Linked DNA regions of Mus musculus: regions 2, 3, 4, 5 and 6 are each linked to region 1. The links are chromatin loops, found by intact Hi-C in ENCODE. Cell type or tissue: heart. All regions are shown on one strand.

Region 1 (4,000 bases):
TCCCAGGTTCCGGGTCAGTATTTCCATTTTGGTTTCCTGTCAGCACACAGAGCATCCCCTAACTAGGCTGCGCTAACTAAAGGATGTTAGGGAACTCTCTTGGGTATTTTTTAAGTTCCCATTAAGTATTTATATTAATTTGATTTGGATTAAATCAGTATCATAAAGACTGTGGTATTTACATTTCCTTGACTAAAGCAAAGTATCCATAGACATATGAAATAAAAACAATAGTAGCAACAACATAAATTTAAAAAGTCAGATGCTGCTATGGGGTAACCATTCCAAGGACCACTGTCTTATGAAGAAAAGGTTAATTCAATATCCAGGCCCTCCTAGGGCTGACTCCTGAACGTGATAGCTGCTCTCGGCTTGGTCGATCGCTCCTATGCTAGGTGCCTGATACTTTGCTTAATATCCTGAACCCAAGGCCTGGGGATGCAGGAGCACCCCGCGGGAAATGGGGAGCTGCAGGCCGCTGCTGTTTCCACCAGGTGGAGCTAAGTAGCAGCTGGCTCCAGTCCCGGACAGCAGGGCGCATCGGTGTTTGTTCACTTAGCAAACACGCTTTCTTACAGGAATGTAGCAACTACTTAATGAATGCCCACTGTGTCAGGCCCCATCTTAGGTGCTAGAGAAACAACTGCGACGAGGCGGGCAGAGTCTTCCACCATTTTGAAACTAACAGCCTAGAAAAGCCACTGTAATCGTAGTGCGGCCTTTAGAGACAACGAGTACACCTGCGATGCCAGGAAGCGCACATAGATGAGGGCCTACTATCTTCTCCTTAAGGGACGGTTTCCCGGGGGAAATGATGCCTGAGACGAAATTTGAGGAGTGCATAGCCACTAAACAAGTGAAGAAGATCCCCGGCGAAAAGGAAGACATCACTCATACCATAGCGCTCAGAGAGTGCGGCCAGATCACAGAAGGCAGGACTGGTGGGAGATGAAGCTGAAGAGGAAGCAGGAGCCAGGCAGTGCTGAGCCCAGGGCAGAGCCTGGGTGGAAACACGCCTTCTGTCCGGAGGACCCTGACTTGCCACTGAAGAGTTTTAAGTAGAAAAGTCACATGGTCATGTGGGTCTTTTTTAAAGAAAAAAACAAAACATAAAACATTTTATAATTACATTTTGAGTATTCGTGTTTGTGTATGCACCTGTGTTTGTGGGTGCTGCTGTACCTCAGCAGGTAAAATACAAACCATGAAAGCCAGATCACCTGAGGACAGTCCCCAGAACCCATAGTGGAAGGAGAAACCAACTTCTGAAAGTTGCCCTCTGTCCTCCACAAGTGCCTACACACACAGACATAAATTAGCAATACTAAATTTAAATTTAAAAATAAGTTAATAGGGGCTGGAGAGATGGCTCACAGGTTAAGGGCACTGACTGCTCTTCCAAAGGTCCTGAGTTTAAATCCCAGCAACCACATGGTGGCTCACAACCATCTGTAACAAGATCTGATGCCCTCTTCTGGAGTGTCTGAAGACAGCTACAGTGTACTTACATATAATAAATAAATAAATAAATAAATCTTTAAAAAAAATAAATAATAAATTTAAATTTAAAAATAAGCTTTAAGGAAGAGATTGGGGAGATGGCTCACTGGTAAAACATTGGCTCTACAACCAATAAGAACCTGAGCCTGGGCACCCAGCACCCAGCACCCAGCAGAGGGCAGCAGCTAGGGAGGCAGACACAGGCGGCCCTTAGATGCAGGTGGTTCCAGGTTCAATAACAGCCTCCTGATATATATAAGAATATAGCTGTAGGAACTTGGAAGGCTGAAGCAGGAGAACCTTGGTCTCAGGAGTTAAAGACCAGTCCAAACAACATAAGACTCTACTTCCAAAAGAATAATACACACGGCAGAAAGGATTCCATTTCATAAAACATAGAAATTAAAATCTAATGTAGAGTGACCTAAATGTGAATTAATGGCCAGCTGTGAGGGCAGAAGAGAAAGGAAAGGAGTTTAGAAGGAGATTTAGAAAACTTGCATCTGGAAGCTGACAGCGCGAATTTTGAAGAAAAAACAAAACAAAACAAAACAAAAAAACCCTTACCCAGGGCAGGAAAAGACAAAGAATTTATTGAAATACAGGACAAGACAGGCGGAGGGTGAACATGACGCGGGATCATGTGACTGAGAGGAAACCACTTTCTCCTGTAACGGTCAACAGTGAGTTGCTAAGTCTCATGGGCCATTTGTCAGGATTTAAAGACCTTCATCTCTGTCGTAAGTGGTTCCTGTGCAGAGTGAGTTGGTTGTTTTGTTTTGTCTTTTTGTTTTGTTTTGTTTTGTTTTTTTTTAAGACTGGCCATTTGAGTAGGGAACTGTATTCCAGCACTTACTTTTCTTAGGACTGGAGAGATGGTTGAGTGATTAAGAGCACTGGATGCCCTTTCAGAGGACCCAGGTTTAATTCCCAGCTCCTACGTGGCACCTCACAACCATCTGTAACTCCAGTTCCAGGGGATCCAATGGCCTCTCTGGTCTTGTGGTCACTGCACATAAATGATGCCCAGACGTTTTTATTGAATGTGATTATCTTGTCTGTTGAACTGAGCTACAACGTACCATTTCACATTTGGCTTTGTGATGGTTGGTTTTCATTGTCAGCTTGACAATACAGAACCCCTTGGGAATGAGTCTCAATAAGGATTTTTCTAGATTTAGGTTGGGCTGGGGTATGTCTTTCTTTGGGGGATTGATTGTCTTAATAGAGGTAAGTTTGAGGCCAGCCTGGTCTACATTGAGCGAGATCCAGGACAGGCAAACTATTGTAGAGAGATCATGTCTCAAACAAACCAACAAAATGGACATGCTGGTGCACACCTGCAAACCCAGCACCGAAGAGACTGTCTCAGGAGAATCATGAGTTCAAGACCACCCTCGGTTACATAGTGAGACCCTCTCCAAAGAGTGAAAAAGGTCCAATTGTATATTATAAACATGTACAGCTTGTTATATATCTATTACATCTCAAGGTAGCATTACTAATTATTGTGTACATGTGTGTGTGGTGTGTACATGTGGGCACTTGTGTCATGCATGGCACATGTATAAAAGACCAGAGGACAGCTCTGTGGAGACAGTTCTCTCCTTCTAGCTCTACATAAAGAACTCTGGTCTCTGGGCTTACAAGGCATGCAGGTTGCCTTTGCCTGCCAAGCCACCTTGCCAGTATAACTGAAACTTTTGAAGAAGTAATATAGATGAGGGTTAGAAAGATGGCTCGTGGTTAAGAATGCTTGCCATGCTCACAGAGGGCTGGGCCTGGTTCCCAGCATCCACATGGCAACTTACAACAGTCAGGAACTGTAGGGATCTGACACCTTCTTCCGGACCACAGGGCACAGGGTGTGCACATGGTGCACATACGTACATGCAGACAAATGCACAGATAATAAGGAAAGTTAAGAAAATAATGGGGTAAAAAAAGAGCATATGAAATTGAAAGAAAATTAAGGGGGTGGATAATGGAGGGATCAGAGGGGAAGAAATCGATAGTGGTATAATAGGCACATCTCTACTAATCCCAGCACTTGGAAGGCGGACCCTGTGGAAGCAAAATGAAAATCAGTATGTCTTCACCTCTCTCTCCCCCAACCCCTGCCCCACCCCTCGGTCTGTCTGTCTGTCTCCCTTCCTCCTTCACAGTCTGCTGTTTTCTGACTTGTTTTCACGTTTCTGATCTCCTTAATCACTTCAGGCACTTCAGGGCAGAGGCCCTTTGTCAGAGCAGTTCTGGGTGTGGCACTTGCTGGGTGTTTCTGTAGAACCTAGGAAGGAGTGAAGGCAGAGGCAGGAAGATGTCTGAGTTTGGGGCCAGACTCACAGAGTGTTATCTAGAGAACAGTCAGGGCCACATAGTGTGATCCTGTCTGGGAGGTAGTGGGGGGGGGCAGCAATAATAATCTTGAGATGAAGAGGGAAGAAGCCAAAGATGATACTAATGAACTCTTTTAATGCACCCTGGAGTAGATTGATTCTGA
Region 2 (4,000 bases), 75 kb after region 1:
CTTCCATGGGCAACAGCAGTTCTCAACCTGTGTGTCACAACCCCCATATCAGATACTTACGTTACGACTTACAACAGTAGCAACATTACAGTGTGAAGTAGCATCACAATAAGCTTGCGGCTAGGGCTCAGCACTGCTGAGGAGCAGCGTTAGGAAGGCTGGGAGCCGCTGATTGAGGATGTGGTTGGCTGCGGGTTTCTCGTACATTGCTTTTATTGTGTTGCGGCATGGCCCCTCTAGCCCTACATTTCTAGGACTTTTATCATCAAGGTATGCTGGATTTATAAAAGGCTTTTTCAGCTTCTATTGAGATAATCGTGTGGTTTTTTTGTTTTGTTTGTTTGTTTGTTTGTTTTTGTCTTTAGGCCATTAATGTAGTTTATTGCATTGATGTGTATATGTTGAACCATCCCTGAATTCAGAGATAAAGCCATCTTGATCATGGTGTATAATTTTTTTTTTAATGTTTGCTATATTGTTTGAAAGTATTTTATTGTGTATTTTTGAGTCTTTGTTCATCTGGGATATTGGCCTGTAGTTTTCTTTGCTGTTGTTGCTGTGTCTGCCCCTGGTGTAGGTATTAGATTGATACAGCAGGAGTCTGGGAATGCTCCTGTTTCTTTCCTTATTCTTAATAGTTTAAATAGCTACAGCTAGTCTTCTTGTTGTGAATCTGGTCCCGAATGCCTTTACTTTTTAGCTGGAAGGTTTTTTATTACTATTTCAGTCCCCTTATTTGATGTTTAGGTTGTTGACTTCTTGTTTTCCTTTTGGTAATTTTCAGTCTAGAAATCCATTTCTTTTACATTGTACTGCTTAATTAGACTACAAGCTTTATTTGTTTGTTTGCTTGTTTAGTTTTTTTTGAGACAGGGTTTCTCTATGTAATAGCCTTGGCTGTCCTAGAACTCACTGTATAGACCAGGCTGGCTTCAAACTCAGAGAGCTGCCTGCCTCTGCCTCCTGGGTGCTGGGATTAAACGTGTGGGCGACTCTGTGCAGACTGAGTGCAAACACTCATGTGCAGTATTCTAAATTTCTATGATGTCTATTGTAGTGTTTCCCTGTTCTTTTCTGACTGTTAATTTAAGTCATCTATTTCTTTTCATTAATTGTGCCAAGGATCTGTAGAATTTATCTTCCCAAAGAAAATAGCTCTAAGATTTATTGATTCTTTGGACTGTTTTCTTTGTTTCTGCTTTGTTTTTGTTTTTTTTTTTTTTTTTTTTTTTTTTTTTGCTTTTGGTTTTTCGAGACAAGGTTTCTCTGTGTAGCCCTGGCTGTCCTAGAACTCACTTTGTAGACCAGGCTGGCCTTGAACTGAGAAATCTGCCTGCCTCTGCCTCCCGAGTGCTGGGACTAAAGACGTGCGCCACCACGCCCGGCACTTGTTTTGTTTTTTATTTGATTATTTCTTGCCATCAGCTGGGCTTGTATTTGTTCTTATTCTTCTAGCTTTTTGAATTGCATCATTAAGCCATTTATCTGTGTTCTTTTTGATTTTTTTTTTTTCTTATGGGTGTGGGGTGGGAATTGAGACAGGGTTTCTCTATGTAGCCTTGGCTGGACTGGAACTCCCTCTGTATACCAGGCTGCCTTGAACTTAGAGATCCACTTGGTGCTGGGATTAAAGAAACGCACTACCGCCACCTAGCTGTAAATTATTTCTTAAACCACTATGTTTTAGGAGTATTTTGTTATTAAGATAGCAGGTAAGCTTCTACAAAGTACTTTGCTCCCAACAAAACCTAATAGTGATGGTGAATGAATACAATGGAAGATACTAAGGTATACGCACGCACGCACGCACCCAGAGAGAGAGAGAGAGAGAGAGAGAGAGAGAAAACACGGTATATTTTTAAAAGTTTAAGATATTAAAACACATAACCATCTCATAATATAATATAACAATTCAGCTTATGTTACTTATTAAATATTGATGTGTTTGATTTTGTAAAACAAGGTTTCCCAGACTGGCAGTAGTGGCGCACGTCTTTAATCCCATACTTGGGAGGCAGAGGCAGGTGGATTTCTGAGTTCGAGGCCAGCCTGGTCTACAGAATGAGTTCCAAGACAGCCAGGGCTACACAGAGCAACTCTGTCTTGAAAACAAACAGACAAACAAACAAACAAACAAAAGAAAAAAGACATCGTTTCCCTATGTAATTCAGGCTGCCCTTAATCTGTGACCTATCCCGAGTCTCCCCTGAATACTAGATTAATACCCAAGCCTCAATGTCTCGCCTATATTATCTTTTGTTTCATTTTGGTGTTAAGTTTTTTTGAGACAAGGTCTTAGGTTGCCTTAGCTAGCTTCCAACTTAGCTTCCAAAGGCTGGCTTTGAGCTGGCCTTGCTGCATCTGCTGAGTGGGGCTATAGTGTGAGCCACGCCTAGCTGTCTTTTAAAAGAACAAGTTAATGCTATAACCATGTTGCCAATAAAATATATTTTTCCTTCTCTAAAGAAATAGTTTTAGGGCTGGTGAGATGGCTCAGCAGGTAAGAGCACCGACTGCTCTTCTGAAGGTCCTGAGTTCAAATCCTAGCAACCACATGGCGGCTCACAACCATCTGTAACAAGATCTGATGCCCTCTTCTGGTGCGTCTAAAGACAGCTACAGTGTACTTACATATAATAAATAAATCTTTAAAAAGAAAAGAAATAGTTTTAAAGTGTTTGAACATTGTGGCAGGTATCTTTATTTTTTTACTCATTTATTTTGCCTATTGATGGTTTTTCGTCTATAAAAATTATCTTTCTTGACAGAAAACATAGAAGAAAAACAGGAATGGAGAGGTCTTATCTGCTTCATATTAATTAGTAGTAATTATATCAAAGAGTGAGTCTGTACCATAGGTCTCCGAACATTGTGGGTTTCAGCTTCAGCTTGTTCTGAGATGTGTGTGTGTGTGTATGTGTGTGTGAGTATGTGTGGTCTGTCAGTGTGCATGTGGTATGTGTGCATGCATGTGATAGTATGTGTGGTGTGTACATACATGCATGTTTGAGTGTGGTGTGTATATGGTAGGTGTGGTATCTGGTGTGTATGTGCAAATGTGTGTGTGTGGTGTCTATATTGGGTATATGTGGTATCTGGTATGTATGTGCATGCATGTATGAGTGTGGTATGTGTGTGCATGTGTGGGTATGAGTGTGTATGTATATAAATATATATTCTGCATACTTTTTCAGTACCGTTGCTTTAAGAAAAGCTTCCTTTTTTATACTTGTAGCTGGTGAGTACTCTATGTGATTTTTAACCACCCTCCGTTTTCTCTGTCTCAGTAATGTGTACCTGTGGAATTCCCTTCTTGAGAAATTGGCAGCTGAGCGAGGCAGGTGGAAGTTCATGCAACTTATTGTCCGTGTTAGTTCTGACTTCCTCGAGGGCTGGCTGTTGTTAGCCTTGTTCCAGATGTCGTCACACCTGTCCCTCTTGGTTCTCTAGGCTCTTTCTAGGAGAGAGCATCTTCAAAGCTGGTAGGCCTGAAGGGAAAAGGTTAAAGCATAGTTAAGAATTAGAGACCAATCATTGCCTCAGATGAAGAGGGCAGTGTGTACATCTGCAGAGCATGCAGAAGCTTCCATGTTGTGTGGTATACCGTCTCTCCTGTGCTGCTGTGTATGTCCACAGAGCATGCGTGCAGCAGCCTCTGGTCAGTAGTCTCCGTAGTGTGCTGCCCATTGTCCCTCTCGCGCTTCTCTCACACTCTGGACTCATAGCCATGTTTTTCACGATAGGGTTTCTTGTATCCCAGTGTGGCCATGAGCTTACTGTGTTGCTGAGGATCATCCATTTGTCTATTTGTGTGGCGTGTTTCATCTACTGAGCCATATCACTGGGTCTGATCCTCCTGCCTTTACCTCCCAAGTGTAGGATTAAAGGACCGATCTGCTAGACCTGGTTTATGCTGGGATGCATGCAGATCATGTGCTGCGTCTTATGTATGCTAGGCAAGCACTGTACCAATTAGTCTACATCTCCAGTTTATCCTTTT
Region 3 (4,000 bases), 640 kb after region 1:
ATAAACTACATATGAGAAAATGATGAACTGAGTGACTAATGAGCATATTAACTAAATTTACATAGTAGTTTGGTGGAAAATACAATAATAATTCATTAGCAGAGCCAGGAGTAGAGGTGCACTCTGGGAGGTAAAGGCATATACTATGTCTAAACTTGGAAATATGCCTTTTATCCCAGGGCTCAGGAAGCAGAGGCAGTCAGATCTCTGGGTTTGAGGCCAGTCTGGTCTAAAGAGGAGTGCCAGGTAAGCCAGGGCTACAAAGAAAAAACCCTGTCTCCGGGGGTGGGGTGAACAATATTTGCACGGCATGGTAATTCCTAAAAAGGAAACTAAGCCCTGCTTACAATAAAACCTGATTTCTTGTCCTTTTCAAAACCAAGGTGAACTTAAATTAATAACAACAAAATAAACAGAAAGATTGAGTCCACTGTTCGAAATTTTTAGTGGACTGTTTCAAATATCCAAATGAATACATACTACTGACCTTCAGCATACATTAATTAAGCGTCTTTAACGCCTAATTTTTAGGATCCCAAACTTATCAACTGAAAGGTAGATCAGTAATGAGGGAAAATGAGTATAGAAGATATAAGCAGTTATTTGCTTAATATACAATACACGTGTTTGTGTGAAAATGTCCTTATGTAACACAATACCAAGTACAACGAATATACACAATGAAAAATAAGAATTGCTTATTTACTTTATGCCAGACTACCCTAAGATTCTCCCACCACCACTCTGAACACTCTTTGCCCCTAAGTTAGCCCCATCTTCCAAGTCCATTATACAACCTGTGATTCCGTCTCTCATGAAAAGATTCTTTTTATGGGCATAGTTAACAAATGCCAAGTTGCAAAGTTGCAGCTTTGCTGGATTGACGTTTTCACAATGTAAGAACAATATGATCTGGAATCTACTCAAAGCATTTGCCAGGCAGTCAGCTGATGCTCACTCAACACAACCGGGCAGAAACGAGAGAAATTAAACTTCATTATTTGTCTAAGACAGGTAATCACTACCTTGAAATCTCAAACAGGCGGACGGTAGACGGTCCAATAGAAACGGTATTTCCACCGATCCAACACCACCACAAAACCCCGGCTTCACCTAAGTTTCTCTCCTCCTTTGCAATTTTCCTTGTAACTGGCCCCGAACAGGTTCGCGGAATCAACCCGCACCACGCAGCCGCAGCCCGAGTAACTTTTACAAAAGGTCAGAGCGGTGCCTTTCAAGGCTTCCGACCCCTGTGGGGCTTCGCCGTTCGCACCAGCTCGCTTTCTCCCCCCGCACCCCCCTCGAACGTTCCAGAGCCGGCGGACGCAACCCAACAAAATTTTGGTGCAGCTTGGGGGGTCCGGAGGTGGGGGGAGCGGGCGAGCTTTCTACTCTCTTAAAAAAAAAAAAAAACAACAACAACACGCCCCTCCCCAGTTAGCGAGACAAAACCCCACCGCGCCCGCAGTTCCCCTTCTCCCGCGCTCCCACATGTTGCTCGCTCCGTCCCAGGCGGCCCCGCGAGGCCTCGCTCACCCCCAGCGCGCCCACCTGATCGCCCTTTCTCCGCAGGCTCCGCCCCCGCCGCCCGCCCGCCCGCTCGCCTCCTTCAGGAGCTCCATATGGGACACCCTCGGCTCCCTCGGCTCCTCACGCCACCTCAGCCCAGCCCCCGACGCGCCGCCTTCCCTTTCCCTGCCGCCGGGGGCCTCGACCCACACAGGCTCCTCGGGCCTGCGGAGGGCACAGCGGGGCTGCACGGCCTGCACGGCCCAGGTGCTGTGTCAGCCTCTCGTCGGGCTCCGCGGCGTGGACGGCCTGGAAAGTCACATGGCGGTGGGACCGGCCCGCGCCCCGAACACTCCGGCTCTTCTCAGAGCCCGACCGGGCGACCCGAGCCACTCACCTCAACGAAGAGCAACATGTCTGCTTCCGCTCGGCCCGATCGTTCACGCTGCCGCGACTCCAACTGGCTCCCAGGCCCGGGCCCCGGTCGGTAGGATAAGGACACTCGCCTTGCCCCTCCACCCGGCAGTGGACCCGGCTCCTCCCCCGCCGTCAGCCGCTGCGCCCTGACCCGCCCAGTCCCTCCTCCCGGGAAGCAACAACTGTTTCCGGTTCTGGAGGAAAACTGCTTCCGGGGGCGGAGGGCCTGCCCGCCCCTGTGCGTGCTTCGCTCCGGCAGGCTCGTCTGTGGCGGCGAAGGCGAAAGTGTGTGGTACGTGTCGCGTGTGGGTCGACGCCCGGGAGGCCGCGCCGGGCTGTGCAAAACGCTCACTAAAGCATTTGTACTTTCTACCAAAAAGCTGACACCGCACTGCTAACCCTTGCGCAGATTCGTGGTTAAAAACCTAGGTCCGATTAAAAAGCGACCGAGTGCACCCGCCCCTGCTGATGACGTACTGGCTCCTCCCGCCCCTCATTAGAAAAAAAAAAAAAAAAGCTGAAGAGGGAGCTAAGATACTCTTCAGCTACTCAGTGCTTGTACTTTACTAAGCATTTTGCATAAGTTAATCTTAAGACCCTATGAATGTATTGTTGGAGGAGTGCTGGAACAGTCAGATTCCTTTCGCTACAACTTTGATAAAACTTTAGCCCAAGCCCCTCGGAATCAGGTCTCATTAACATAATGATGCTCCGCTGTGATGCTTAATGCTCTACTAAAAATAATTAGCCTAGATCTCTTCTTTATTATGTTTTCATAGTCAAATAAAATAGTATACAAATATTTAATTATTTTTACTAGAGTTATTCTTCCTCTACCAGTCTCTATTGCTCCAGTTTCAAACACTTTTTTTTTTTTTAATTTAAAAAAACATGAGCCGGGCGTGGTGGCACACGCCTTTAATCCCAGTACTTGGGAGGCAGAGGCAAGCGGATTTCTGAATTCAAGGCCAGCATGGTCTACAGAGGGAGTTCCAGGACAGCCAGGGCTACACAGAGAAACTCTGTCTCAAAAAAAACAAAAAAATAAAAAATTTACATATATATATTTGTGTGTGTGTGTGTTTCCGTTTTTTTGAGACAGGGTTTCTGTGTAGACTAGGTTGTTCCCGGAACTCACTTTGTAGACCAGGCTGGCTTGAACTCACAGAGATCTACCTATCTGCCACCTGAATGCTGGAACAACACCTTAAAGTGATGTTTTCATTTCATCAACTCTTGCTTGTTTTCTTGTTTTTTTTTTTTTTTTTTTTCCCCACTTTGAGACAGGGTTTCTCTGTGTAGATCTTGGCTGTCCTAGAACTCACTTTGTGGACCTGGCTGGCCTAGAACTCAGAAATCCGCCTGCCTGTGCACCCCCACCCCCACCCCCACCGAGTGCTGAGATTAAAGGTGTGTGCCACCATGCCCAGCCCTCTTTATCTTTCTTAAAAATTTATTTTCATTCTATACATATGGCTCTTTGCCTGCAGGCATGTATATGCTCCCTCCTGCATGCCTGGGAACTGAACCTGAGTCCTCAACAAAAGCAACCAGTGCTCTTAACAAAAAAGGTTAGACCATCTCTGCAGGCCTAACCTTTCAATTCTTTCCTTTCTGTTTCTTTTGCTTACTTTCTCCCTTCCCCTCCCCACAAGTCTACCTCCCCATGACAACATCTTTCTGTGTATTCCTGGCTGTCCAGGAACTCACTTTGTAGACCAGGTTGACCTCAAGCTCAGAGATCCTCCTGCCTGTACCTGCTCAGTGATGGGATTAAGGTATGCACCACTACACCCAGCCCCAACTTTCTTTTTCTTAACCCATATAACCCCCTTTCCTTTGCCTCACAAGAGACTCACTTTCTTACATTGCCTCTGCTTCCCAAGTGCTGGGGTTAAAGGCATGCGCCACCACGACCAGCCATTACTATTATTTTTTTAATCTCAATCATTAAACTTAGTTGCAGAATGTTTGATCACACTGTGAACCCTGAGACTGTCATATCCTGGAAAAAACCTATTTCTAGCTATGGTGTAGCTCAGCCCTTAGCACACATCTCTAATCCCAAACAATG
Region 4 (4,000 bases), 62 kb after region 1:
TACTCCGGGGGCGGAAGCCTTCGCGTCGATAGCCTATCACCGCTGCGAAGACAGAACCAGTCTCTTCTTCATTGGTAGATGGATGGTGACGTTGCGCCATGGCCGTAGCGGACGTCCTGATTGGTTGGCGCTGGGGGCGGGTTTGCGCTTCGAGTCTGCGCCGAACTTTCGCTGTCCACGCTTCCAGGCGGTCGTGGTGGCTAAGGAGGGTGTGGGGACGGCTCGGAGGAACCCTGGGTTTGTGCTGAGAGCGGAGTGGGGGGGCGGGGAGAAGAATCGGTGACCGGAAGTTATCTGGTTGACCGGAAGCGAGGCCTGAGGGAAAGTGCGGATGCCCGGAGGGAGGAGCTTTCCACCTAGGGGGGCGGAGGGGACGCTCGGAGCGCCCGGTGTCCTGCGCGTCTCCGCTTTGAGGCTGAGCGGAGGACGCCGAGCGACCGACCGGTGGGCTTCAGAGAGCCCGAGTCCGGCTGAGCTCCGGCGGGACCTGGTGCCTCACGATCCCGAGAGCCGAACGGGAGGGATTCCTGTCACCGGGGCTCCCGAGGAGTAGCCAGGGTGCAGCCCGTAGGTCAGGCTTGGGGCGCTGCGCGAGGAGCTGGGTTTGTAGCTGACTTCCACTGTGCTGTCTGCCGGGTAGAGTTACGCTCCGCGCCTTTGTACAGGAGCCGGCGCCTGTTGGGGCAAGGAAGGAGCCGGGATGGCCTGGGCTCTGAAGCTGCCGCTAGCCGACGAAGTGATCGAGTCGGGGCTTGTGCAGGACTTTGATGCTAGCCTGTCCGGCATTGGCCAGGAACTGGGTGCTGGTGCTTATAGTATGAGGTGAGTGAGATGCCTCCCAGACCTTACCTTCTTAATAACAAAGGCAGGATCTTGAAAGGTGGGAGGGCGGCTGTACAGTTTAAGAGAACAGCCTGCAGCTTGGTGGGCAGATTACCCCCCCCCTTACACCTCCCTACCTCCCCCATCCTCTGGTTTGAGTAGTAGTGGTATGGGAGGACAGGAAAGACTCTAGAGTCAACTCTGTAGGGCCCTTGCATCCAGATGGTGTAGGAGACTTGGACACTGACTGTATGCTTGGGTATGTCTGGATTCACGTGAAGAAGGGGCAGTTGAGGGATATCTAAAGAAGTCCGGCAGCTGGGAACTGAGGTTCAAGGTTGACGACTTGTTGGGAAGAGATGGGATACCTTGGACAAGAAGTCCACAGACAGCTGTCTCTTACAACAGACTTGTTTTAAGGTTTTCTTCCAGGGTTCCTGTCTTTGGAAACTTGAGCTGAGAATGTCTAAAAAGTGACAAAGAGGCGCACGCCTTTGATCCCAGCACTCGGGAGGCAGAGGCAGGCGGATTTCTGAGTTCGAGGCCAGCCTGGTCTACAGAGTGAGTTCCAGGACAGCCAGGACTACACAGAGAAACCCTGTCTTGAAAAAACAACAACAACAAAAAAAACCCCAACAACAACAACAAAAAGACAAAAGAAAGACGAGAGTACTAGTGCACAACTGAAATACCAGCACCCAGCACTCAGCAAGAGGGGGATTAGGAGCTCAAGACCATGTTTGGCTACATAGTAAAAAATGGCACCGATAACTTTTTGATGTTCCTAAGCACCTATGCATCAGGCAGAAATATCCTTTTGTTAGGGAAGATGGGTGGGAAACACTGCCCCCCACTGCTGGGAGTTTTCTTCCTCTCAGGAATCACAGCTTAGGGAAAGCTGGAATTTTTTTTATTATTTATTTATTTTTTTGAGACAGGGTTTCTCTATGTAGCCCAGGTTGGCCTGGAACTCAGAGATCTGCCTGCCTCCGCCTCCCAAGCGCTGAGATCAAAGGTGTGAATCACCACAGCCCAGCCTAAAGCTGGATTTTTGACTGTGCCACAGAGAAAGAATTCAGGATAAGTTACTGTGAAGCAGAGTTGGAGTTTATTTAAAGGTCTTCAACAACCATGGGGTCTAAGGCAAAATGAGGTGTGCGCAGGAAAGAAAGGCACACCAGGGAGTGGGGTTCAGGCTTCTCAAAGGGATCATCGCTGTCTTTACAGTAACTATATTTAGTGTTTTTGAAGGCGCCTGAAGTTGTACTTGACAGAATTTTTAAGAAACCTTATAACAGGCCTTGGATCATGCATGGGATTCCTCTTAGGTCCCAAAAGTTTCAGAAATTAAAATGTTTTTTAACTGTCAACAAAAATTTAGCCTTGTTTTGGCGATTGGCAGAAAATACCTGAGAAAGTGGGACGACTATGTTTGAAGGTGACATGGGCTTGGGTTCTAACGTGGATCATTGCCATTTTAGCTTTCTTCTCTAGATAAAGGAATTTTATTTCTTTGTTGATAGTCTTCAGATAAAATATAGTTACTTGTGTTGGAATTTTCCCCTTCCATTTATGTGTGTGTGTGTGTGTGTGTGTGTGCACACCTGCGCCCCATGGCATTTGTGGAGGTCAAGGGGCAGCGTTCAGGAATTGATTTTTGTCCTTCCACTGTGTGGATTCTAGGATGGAACTCAGACTCTCACAGTCTTGGTGGCAAGGACCTTGAATCATCAACTAATTGATTCTTTAGCCACACTCCTTTTTCCTTCCCATTTTCCTATAAGTTTTATTGTCTTTCTCTCCTGTTGTAATTTCCCCTTTGAGACTTTTTTAAAATTATTTTTAAGATTATTTATTTATTATAAATAAGTACACTGTAGCTGTTCTCAGATACTCCAGAAGAGGGCATCAGATTTCGTTACGGATGGTTATGAGCCACCATGTGGTTGCTGGGATTTGAACTCGGGACCTTTGGAAGAGCAGTGGGCGCTCTCAACCACTGAGCCATCTCGCCAGCCCCCCCTCCCCCCTTGAGACTCTTAAGGCTAAAAACCTGTTTTCTAGAACTACTTTGGTGTTGGATAGTGATGCAGACCCTACGTATGCAGGGAGCAAAAGTCTCAACCTATCCAACTTAAGGAGAGCATGAGGAAGCTCAAGCTTGGAGACAATTTGTTTGAAATCTGGAATAGAGGGTGTTGTTACTTGGGACATCAGACCACATAGCAATACAGCCAATATAGCATACATGCATGCGCGCGCGCAAACACACACATACACACACACACACAAAATCTTTACAGTTTATCTTTTATATAGTCTTTTATAAAAAAAAAAGTTAAATAGACTTTTTGTGATGTGCTTAAGCTTGATTGTGTCCTGACTTCTATTTTTTCTATTTTGAAAAATCCTGAGGACCAAATTATGATCTAAAATCTTTTTGCCAGTGATGGTGACACGTGTCTTTAATCCTAGCACTCAGGAGGCAAAGGCAGGTTTGTCTCTCTAAGTTCGAGGCCAGCCTGGTCTACAGAGTGAGTTGCAGGACAGCCAGGGCTACACATAGAAACTGTCTCAAAATAAACAAACAAACAAAAAAACCCTAAATAAATAAAATCCCTTTTTAGGTCTGGGAAGATTCCCAGTGGACCTGCCTTATAAGCACATACCACACAAGAACATCTCAGTTTGAATCCCAGCAACCCCATGAAAAAGCCAGGAATAGCTGCCCCGTGTACGCCTTACTCCACAGTAGCTGCCCCGTGTACGCCTTACTCCACAATAGCTGCCCTGTGCACTTTTCACCCTAGGATCCCCATGCTTCATGGCCTAGCATGCCTATCTGGAGAAATGGTTCAGCGAGAAGATCCTGTCTCAAAGGATAAGACAGTGGTAGAGCAGGACACACCCCTCTGCCTTCGCACATATGCACACATGAGATGTCCTTTCTCATCTAAACATGTTTTCTCTTGAATCTTCTTTACCAAAGGTACCTGTCGTAGGGTTTCTATTCCTGCACAAACATCATGACGAAGAAGCAAGTTGGGGAGGAAAGGGTTTATTCGGCTTACATTTCCATACTGCTGTTCATCACCAAAGGAGGTCAGGACTGGAACTCAAGCAAGTCAGAAAGCAGGAGCTGATGCAGAGGCCATGGAGGGATGTTCTTTACTGGTTT
Region 5 (4,000 bases), 71 kb before region 1:
AAAACAGCCGGGTTCCTGAGCCCACGGGAGGAAGCGACTAAGCCTTCTGGAAGAATACATAGCTTGAGCTTCCCAGGGCAGTGGGCCACGGCTGAGCCTGTTTGTGTCTGGTTGACATTTGCGGGGACAGTATAGAGAAAGCGCAAGTTGTGCGGGCGCATGTGCACGCACATGTGCAACCTGTAAGTTACCTCTGGTTAGCTTAATAAACTGAAAATGTCCAGCTGACTGTCTATTTACTGCCGCCTCGGCTGCTAACTTCAGGGAATGAGAGCGCTTGTCCTGCCTCACCTTCAACCCCGTTTTGTTCTCTGTCTAGGCTTGAGAATCTCAGTTCCCACCCCAGGGTTAAACTGCTAGTCCGTTCTCACACTTTCCTCTCAGTGGGAAAGGAGGTCCCTCAAGCTTCCCTCTCTCTCCAGCCCCATGACTTATCGAGTGGTTGTCGGAGAGCACAACCTGAGCCAGAATGACGGCACCGAGCAGTATGTGAACGTGCAGAAGATTGTGTCACACCCCTACTGGAACAAGAACAACGTGGTTGCAGGGTAAGTGGGGGTGGGGGGTGGGGGTGTGTGGGGGGTGGTGTGTGTGTGTGTAAGCTGGCTGAGGGCTGGGGTGGGGCTGCCTGGCCACCGGATCTGTCTCCTTCACTTGCTCTCCACCGGACAGAGGGATTGGCTGAAACTTCATCTATGGCTTTTGTACTCTGGATTGTTGAGTAGTGGGTTGCACCCGGGAGAGAGCCCCGTGTCCTGCAAAAGAACACGTGCTGGATTCTCACCCAGGACCAGGAGCACACGGACTGGGGAGGTCTTGAGAGCACAGGAAGATTTCCCAGTTGGTCTCATGTGGGTGTGTCTGCTCAACTGGACCCCATGAGGGCTTCTCTCTGTTTAATGTCTCTGTTTTTCTGGGGATGGAAATTTGGTTTAGTTTTGTTTTTTATTTATTTTTTAAAAAGATTATTTATTTATTTGTTTATTTTGTGTCCGCGAGTACACTGTTGCAGTCTTCAGACACACCAGAAGAGGGCATCAGATCTCATTACAGATGGTTGTGAGCCACCATGTGGTTGCTGGGAATTGAACTCAGGACCTCAGGAAGAGCAGTCAGTGCTCTTACCCGCTGAACCAACTCTCCAGCCCTAGTTTTGGTTTTTTGAGACAGGCTCTTATGTAACTCAAGCTGGACAAGAACTCACAGTATAGTGGAGGCCACTAGCCTGCCACCCAAGTTTTGGGATTCTAGGAATACACCATCATCTGACGTCACTCGGAACATTCTGGAACTTTCTGGGCTAGTGAGAGCAAACAGTCATTAATCACTTTATGAATTATACTTCATCTGGACAAAGAAATTTTGTTTGTTTTTGATTGGGCTTTGGTGTTGGAGAAGAAGCCCAGGCCCTTCAACATAGCAGGAGGATCAGGAGTTCAAAGTCATTATCAACTACATGGTTAGAATAAAAAGATAGCCTGGGCTCAAAAATACCTAACCCCTTGTCTGAATAAATAAAATAAAATAATAAGGCAAGAGCTGGGGACATAATTCAGTGGAAGAGTCCCCTGTGACAAGCACTAGGAAAAAATGGTGCCCAGTGGACAAACTAGTGGTTCAAGTTTGTAATCCCAGTCTAACACTGGCCTACATGTGTGAGACCCTGAGTTTAATGCTCCCACCACAGAAGAATAAAAAGGTGTTCTATTCTTTAGAGTGCATAGGGATGGATTCAAGTAATTGGTATAATTCTGACAGATGTCTCAGAATCTTATCTGTTTGAGAACTCTAGCAGAGCTCTGCTTTTTTTTTTTTTTTTTTTAAATGGGTTTGGCTCTGTTCACCAAAGCAGAGCCAGCCTGCAATTCCAACATTCTACCAGAAGATGCTGCTGTTGCACATCTAATGTCCAGCAGCTCAACTGCTTCCACGTTTGCCTCCTGTGTGTGTGTGTGTGTGTGTGTGTGTGTGTGTGTGTGAATAAATCATCATATTGCCTAGAGCTGGAGTTACAGGCACCTGATATGGGTGCTTGGAACTGAACTTGGGTCCTCTGAATGGCAGACCTTACCAGGTGAGTGAGCCGCCATCTTTCCTCCTGCAGCTATGACATCGCCCTGCTGCGCTTGGCCAAGAGTGTTACACTCAATAACTATGTCCAGCTGGGTGTTCTGCCCCGGGAGGGAACCATCCTGGCTAACAACTCTCCCTGCTACATCACAGGCTGGGGAAGAACCAGAAGTAAGTCATCCACACTCCCCCCACCCCCACCCCCAACACCCCCCACCCCCACCCCCCACCACTGAAGTTTGGTGAAATGGCTAGGTGTCTAGGGCATCTTCTTCTGTGGTCCTAGGCAGTATAGCCTGAGACCTATGACCTAGGGAACCAAAGATCAAGTCTCCGATACATTAAAGGAGGAGGACATGAGATAGTTGAGTCAGAGGTCCCTGACCTTGCTTTGGTGGTCGCTGCACCTCTGCAGACTGAATCAGAGTAAACACACTGGGTGGCCATAGATGCAGGTACAAGACACAGGAGAGGTCTCTGCTGTCCTCACATCACCATGGGATGGTTCCAGGGGATGAGCTGGTAGGGCTGGGGACAGAGCAGGACAGGAAGGTGGGAATGTAAGTGTCACTGAGAAGACACGAGGCAGGGATGTCACCAGACATTGCTTTGAGGACTCCAAGAAGCCAGATCAAGTTTCCATTATCCCTCACAAGCTCTTCTTAAAAATAGTTTGTTTTGCCGGGCGGTGGTGGCGCACGCCTTTGATCCCAGCACTTGGGAGGCAGAGGCAGGAGGATTTCTGAGTTCAAGGCCAGCCTGGTCTACAAAGTGAGTTCCAGGACAGCCAGGGCTATACAGAGAAACCCTGTCTCGAAAGAAACAAACAAAGGAAAACAACAACAACAACAACAAAAAACAAACAAAAAAAGTTCGTTTTTATCGTTTTTAACTATGTGTACGTGTGTGCATCTTTGTGTGTGTGAAGTGCGGGGTCTGCAGGGTTAAGAACATGGCTGCTAGGAACTGAGCTCAGGTCCTCTGCAGGAGCAGTAAGCGCTCTTAATTGCTGAGCCATCTCTCCAGCCCCTGAACTAAATAAACGCTTATGAAGCAGAAAAAGCCTATGAAGCAGAAAAAGCCGGCAGTGGTGCTGACCTCTGACCCCAGCACTCGGGATCAAAGCAGGGGGATCTTAAGGCCAGTTGGTCCTATGTAGTGAGTTCCAGGACAGCTATGGCTACGTAGTGAGACCCTGTCTCAAGAAGAAGAGGAGAAGGAAGAGGAGGAGGAGGAGGAGGAGCACAAGGAGGAGGAGGAGGAGGTAAGAGGAGGAAGAAAAAGAAGAGGGGGAAGAGAGGAGGAAGAGGAAGGGACGGAAATAAGATACTGCTGCCTGAGGTGCTGAAATAGGGAGTCTGGGAGTTTAAGGCCAGCCTGGCATTATAATGAGGCCCCCATCCCTCAAAAAAAAAAGGAAAGGAAGAGAGGCAGGAGGGAGGGAGGGAGGGAGGGAGGGAGGGAGGGAGGGAGGGAGGGAGGAAGGACCGGATGGCTACAATGCCTCTTCTGGTCTGCAGTTTTGTGGGGCTTCTACTGTAAGCAGCACAGCAGGCAGAATTGTTGTGGAGACCATGCTATGGGTGAAAACAAGCAATTGCAGGCCTGGGGTTGAGGGCCTGGGAACAGTGAAGCTGTGGCTACCACCCACAGAGGAGAGAGGGGGACCCATGACCTGCAACAAGCTGGCAGAAGCTGGACCCACATTCAGGTCAGGAGATCTTGGGAAGTTTTCCCTGCACTGACTTCCAATGTGATGTCCCATTCAGCCAATGGGGAGCTGGCCCAGACCCTGCAGCAGGCATACCTGCCCAGCGTGTCCTATAGCATCTGCTCCAGCTCCTCTTACTGGGGCTCCTCTGTGAAGAATACCATGGTGTGCGCTGGTGGAGATGGAGTCCGCTCTGGATGCCAGGTAAGTGTATGCAGG
Region 6 (4,000 bases), 140 kb after region 1:
TCTAATGCTTCCAAAATGTTATCTAGGTTGGCTTCAAATAACACAAGGCATATATGTGTCTATGATTGGTGGTCGTTAAGTATTTTGTTTCGAGGGGGTTTGTTGTTTTTGTTGTTACAGCCTTGCTGTGTAGCTGAGGCTGGCCTAGACCTCCTGATTCTCCTGCCTTGGGATGCTGGGTTGTGGGGCTGTAAGACACAGAACCCCCGTGGCTAACAAGGCAGCCATTGTTACCTCCACTTCTTAGATAAACTCCATGACGCTAATGATTAGAGTAAGATTCAGAGTTGGCAACGTTCTATTTTTTTTTATTAGTGGATAAAAGTATAGAATACAACAATAGAAAAAGTTAACACATATTGGACACTTGGTATAGAGCTGTCATACTAAAATAAATGAGGCCATGTTCTAAGCCTTTTAAATATGTTGATCTACTCTTCACCATTAGGTGTGGTGGCTCACTCAGCATTACCATCCCAGCAGGCAGAGAGACCAGAAATTCAAGGTCATCCTCCACTACACAGAAAGCCCCAGGCCAGCCCGAGCTACACTCTTCCTAGATGACTAAATAATAATCATAACTAGGTAATCAGCAGGTAGGTTCTAGTACCTCCTTACAGATGAGACACCAAAGACCCTGTAAGTGTCACTAGCGCCAGTGCACAGTCTAAGTCACAAATGGGATTTGAATCCGGCATTTTGGTTCCAGGGCTGTCATGTGACATTATAGGTATCATCTCAACATAGCTAGCGGACCTCCACTTTGAGTGGAAGCATTCAGAAACCAAGTGTCTACAGTTCTATTTCCACTACAAGTTATCTAAGCTGGCCACGTGATAAACACGCCCCACGAAGCAGCGAGTTACTACCTGGCTGGGGAGCTCTCAGGGTTAATCGACCATGACGCCCTGGTGTTAAGGAGTTTAAAACAAAGCATTTAATCTGGTTTCCTTATGATAACAATCCCTGGGTCTGGTCTGCACTGAGCAGGACAAGGAATTTCTAAGGAAATGAGAATATATTTACATCTTCTGCTCTCTCTCGAGTGATGTCAGGATTTGTCTACCATAACATCCATCTGGATATTTAAGAGGTGGCAGTGACAATTTGTAAGAATTCATGCTCAAACCCTGACGGAAGAGAAGACATCCCAACTCACAGCGCAGCAGCGGACCCGGCACATTGCAATCTCACTGACTGTGACTAACGCAGAAGAGCAGATTCGGGCTTCTCAATGTTAGCGTTTACCTTTCATGAAGGTTGTGTATAAGGCATAGAAGCGGGGGAAATGACGCCCCAAGAAACGATGGTACGATCCGTTAATCGCTCTTGTCTTGGTCACCACGTAAGAAATCAAGTTCTTCACGTCCGCCTTCGGAGAAAGGTGAAGCTTTGAAGACCTACAACGAAGACCAAAGAGACTATCTGCGAAGGAGTAGAAGCCATTCGGTACGTAGGACCCCTCGGTAAACATACGGTTTCTGAGAGCGATTGCCAGAACTCTTCTGAAAACCCAAGCTCAGGGTTAGGGTTGGTATGAGAGGGGCAGATCATGCAGAAAGGTGTGAGCGTGGAGCGTGCGCAAAGCCTGCGGGGCCAGGAGAATGCAAGCTGAAGCCATGGAGAGATGGGAAGGGGAAGCTGAAAGATGAGCTCAGGATGTGCGGGGACAATCGGGTGGACACGGAGTACGGAGAGGGACAGGGACGGGCGTTCGGTGGGAATCCTGCATGGAAAAGCAAAACCCAGGGCCCAAGGCAGGGGATCCCGAGAGGCGGAGGCTGAGCCGCTGGAAGGGCTTCTACATCAAAAATGCTCTTCTTTCTCCAGGGCCCTCACCGAGGGGCTCGCCACGCAGGGCCAGAGCGGCCCAGCTGCAGCCTCCGGGTGACAAAGGGTCCAGGGGCGACAGTCGAACCCCACAGAGCAGCCCGAGCCCAGCACACCCTGGACAGCGCCATCTTCACAGCAGGGGAGGGAGCGCGGAGAGAGGTCGTCTCCGGGTCAGAGTGCGCCCCGCAGCACGCACGCGCCGCCCCTCCACGCCGACAGGCGGCTGCGAGCCGCCCCGCGCCCCCCGGGCGAGCCCGGGCGGGGACCCGGATTGGACGCGGCGACGCTTCCGCGCGCAGGACCGGAAGCGAGCCTCCCCGAGGGAGCGAGCGCCGGCCCAGCCTGAGGTCGCTATCGTGAGCCGAGGACGGCGTCTCCTTGAGGAACCCAGTGCCCTCGTCGGTCCCTGGGGGCTCGGGGCCGCGGGCGCTGCCCTTGACCTCTGTGGGAGCCCGGGGTCGTGGCCCCGATGGCGGCGGCGCGGGGTGGCGCTGCGCCCTCTAGTGGCGGCGGCCGGCAGGGCTCCGCCCTCCATCAATCTGGCGGCAGGTGTAGAACCCCTTTCCAACCCTCGCTTTCTGGTCCTCACGCGCCCTTGTCACGGAGTAGGTGCGCGGTGGATATTTTTTGGAGAAATGACTACTTGAAACTCGGAAGGGTTTCTAGGCGTCCAGCTGTCCGCGAGAGTCGACGGCCCTCTTGTGTCCATAGGCATTTTAACGGACGTGAAGCACGCTGAAGCCATGCGTCTGCAGTCAGGTTTAGTGTGGGGGACCTTGGACAGGTCACTTCGGTGAACTTCATGTGGGTTGTACCTGTGTTGCAGAATTCTGTGAAGATCGAAGGATGAAATGTTTGCATGTTTGCAAAAGCTCCCACGTCTGTAGAACATCTCCGTGTTTGGAGGGCTGGTGGTTTGAACAGTTGCAAAGCTGTTCTCTGCAAGAGGAGGTAGGTAGGTAGGATAGAAAATGACCAAAAGATGGGTTCTCTCGGTTCTCAGGTAGCTTCTAAGTCCCTCAACTACGGTGTCTCCGGCTCGCTAATAGAACTCCCAGGAGACACGAGCGCAGTCACAGACGGTTTTCTAACAGAAATGGAAAGGCACTGCCTGGGAGAACAAACTAAAGGGAGGGCATTTTGTGTAGTCCAGGGTGTGGGGGGGGGGGCGGGGGGGGGGAGGTCGTCCTGGGTAAAGTGCTGAGTAAGCTTAAGGACCTGAGTTCAATCCCTGACTCTAACGCCAAAAGCTGGGCACGGTGGTCTGTGCCTATGACCGCCTCCCCACCCCACCCCCAACACACCCACGTCCTGGCCTCTGTGCAGGGGAACCCGGAGCTTCTTTAGAGCTGAGACCCAGGCAGGAGGAGCCCTGGCACTTGCTAGCCAGCCAGTCTAGCCAAGTTAGCAAGTTACAGGGTTAGAGGGGACCCTGTCCAAAAAAAAAAAAAAAAGATATGTGCATATCCAACACCAGGCATGCGCAAACATGTACACAAACTACAAAAAGAAAAAATGTGATACGGATTCTACGGATTCATTTCCTCACATAGCTGCTGAGTATTTCTTCTTCCATTCCCCTTCCACTGACATACAGGTAACGAGTGTGTGTGCACACAAGCTCAGTCTCTGTCTGTCTCTCTCTGTCCAGCCCACAGTGCGTACATTTATAATCCCAGCACTGCAGTGGGGAAGGTGAGAGGTAGAAATAGGAAAATGTCCAGAATCTCGGAGGCCAGCTTGTCTGGAACGCCCTGCAGGGAAAAGAGACTGAGAAAAGACCCTTTCCCAAAGTGGCAGACAGGACAGACATCTCAGGTTGTCTTCTGACTGACGTGTGGCATTCATTATACATCCACTCGGACGAACCACACACGAATGCTCACATACATGCACAAAGATAAACATTTAAAAACAAACAGGACCGGAGCTCTTGACTCTAGCTGCATATGCATCAAAAGATGGCCTAGTCGGCCATCACTGGAAAGAGAGGCCCATTGGACACGCAAACTTTATATGCCCCAGTACAGGGGAACGCCAGGGCCATAAAAGGGGAGTGGGTGGGTAGGGGAGAGGGGGTGGGTGGCTATGGGGGACTTTTGGTATAGCATTGCAAATGTAAATGAGCGAAATACCTAATAAAAAATGGAAAAAAAAAAACAAACAG

Evidence for each region. A loop is a pair of places that touch in the nucleus more often than their neighbours do. Peaks named below come from ENCODE experiments on the same cell type or tissue, not always from the same donor. Only the 100,000 strongest peaks of a DNase experiment are listed, where the experiment ranks them.
Region 2: a loop joins it to region 1, with 5 times the contacts of the local background. A loop is called at or near these places in 18 of 42 quality-filtered maps.
Region 3: a loop joins it to region 1, with 2.8 times the contacts of the local background. A loop is called at or near these places in 2 of 42 quality-filtered maps.
Region 4: it touches region 1 in a loop (6-fold over the local background); 17 of 42 quality-filtered maps call a loop at or near these places.
Region 5: it touches region 1 in a loop (4-fold over the local background); 15 of 42 quality-filtered maps call a loop at or near these places.
Region 6: a loop joins it to region 1, with 2.1 times the contacts of the local background. A loop is called at or near these places in 20 of 42 quality-filtered maps.

What each region holds. Positions count from the first base shown.
Region 1 is chr15:100,610,302-100,614,301 of GRCm38, reverse strand. C330013E15Rik (RIKEN cDNA C330013E15 gene) reads left to right here. Exons shown (of 2, transcript NR_045701.1): 2 at 1-162. Among named protein-coding and RNA genes, the nearest start is that of C330013E15Rik, 2.8 kb to the left of the region's middle. In heart, a CTCF peak has its summit at 1,660 (motif pointing right); a DNase peak (open chromatin) is centred at 481; H3K4me3 peaks cover 838 bases; H3K27ac peaks cover 286 bases; H3K27me3 peaks cover 229 bases.
Region 2 is chr15:100,535,746-100,539,745 of GRCm38, reverse strand. All of the region lies in intron 2 of Tfcp2 (transcription factor CP2), which reads left to right. Among named protein-coding and RNA genes, the nearest start is that of Tfcp2, 14 kb to the left of the region's middle. In heart, a CTCF peak has its summit at 1,655; no DNase peak of the experiment used is centred here.
Region 3 is chr15:99,970,890-99,974,889 of GRCm38, reverse strand. It overlaps Larp4 (La ribonucleoprotein domain family, member 4), which reads right to left and starts at 2,110. Exons shown (of 16, transcript NM_001024526.2): 1 at 1,907-2,110. The coding sequence starts at 1,924. 2310068J16Rik (RIKEN cDNA 2310068J16 gene) reads left to right here and starts at 1,603. Exons shown (of 1, transcript NR_028124.1): 1 at 1,603-2,723. In heart, no CTCF peak of the experiment used is centred here; DNase peaks (open chromatin) are centred at 1,309 and 2,089; H3K4me3 peaks cover 2,851 bases; H3K27ac peaks cover 2,219 bases.
Region 4 is chr15:100,548,147-100,552,146 of GRCm38, reverse strand. Tfcp2 (transcription factor CP2) reads left to right here and starts at 139. Exons shown (of 16, transcript NM_033476.3): 1 at 139-237; 2 at 666-822. The coding sequence starts at 701. In heart, CTCF peaks have their summits at 1,667 and 2,703 (motif pointing right); a DNase peak (open chromatin) is centred at 126; H3K4me3 peaks cover 1,737 bases; H3K27ac peaks cover 1,348 bases.
Region 5 is chr15:100,681,128-100,685,127 of GRCm38, reverse strand. It overlaps Cela1 (chymotrypsin-like elastase family, member 1), which reads left to right. Exons shown (of 8, transcript NM_033612.2): 4 at 423-548; 5 at 2,105-2,241; 6 at 3,840-3,985. Among named protein-coding and RNA genes, the nearest start is that of Cela1, 4.8 kb to the left of the region's middle. In heart, a CTCF peak has its summit at 1,852; a DNase peak (open chromatin) is centred at 2,007; H3K27ac peaks cover 287 bases; H3K27me3 peaks cover 422 bases.
Region 6 is chr15:100,467,085-100,471,084 of GRCm38, reverse strand. It overlaps Letmd1 (LETM1 domain containing 1), which reads right to left and starts at 2,074. Exons shown (of 9, transcript NM_134093.3): 1 at 1,840-2,074; 2 at 1,249-1,400. The coding sequence starts at 1,961. It overlaps 5330439K02Rik (a long non-coding RNA gene), which reads left to right and starts at 2,718. Exons shown (of 3, transcript XR_001781773.2): 1 at 2,718-2,784. In heart, CTCF peaks have their summits at 2,113 and 2,316 (motif pointing left); DNase peaks (open chromatin) are centred at 2,084 and 3,144; H3K4me3 peaks cover 2,558 bases; H3K27ac peaks cover 1,455 bases.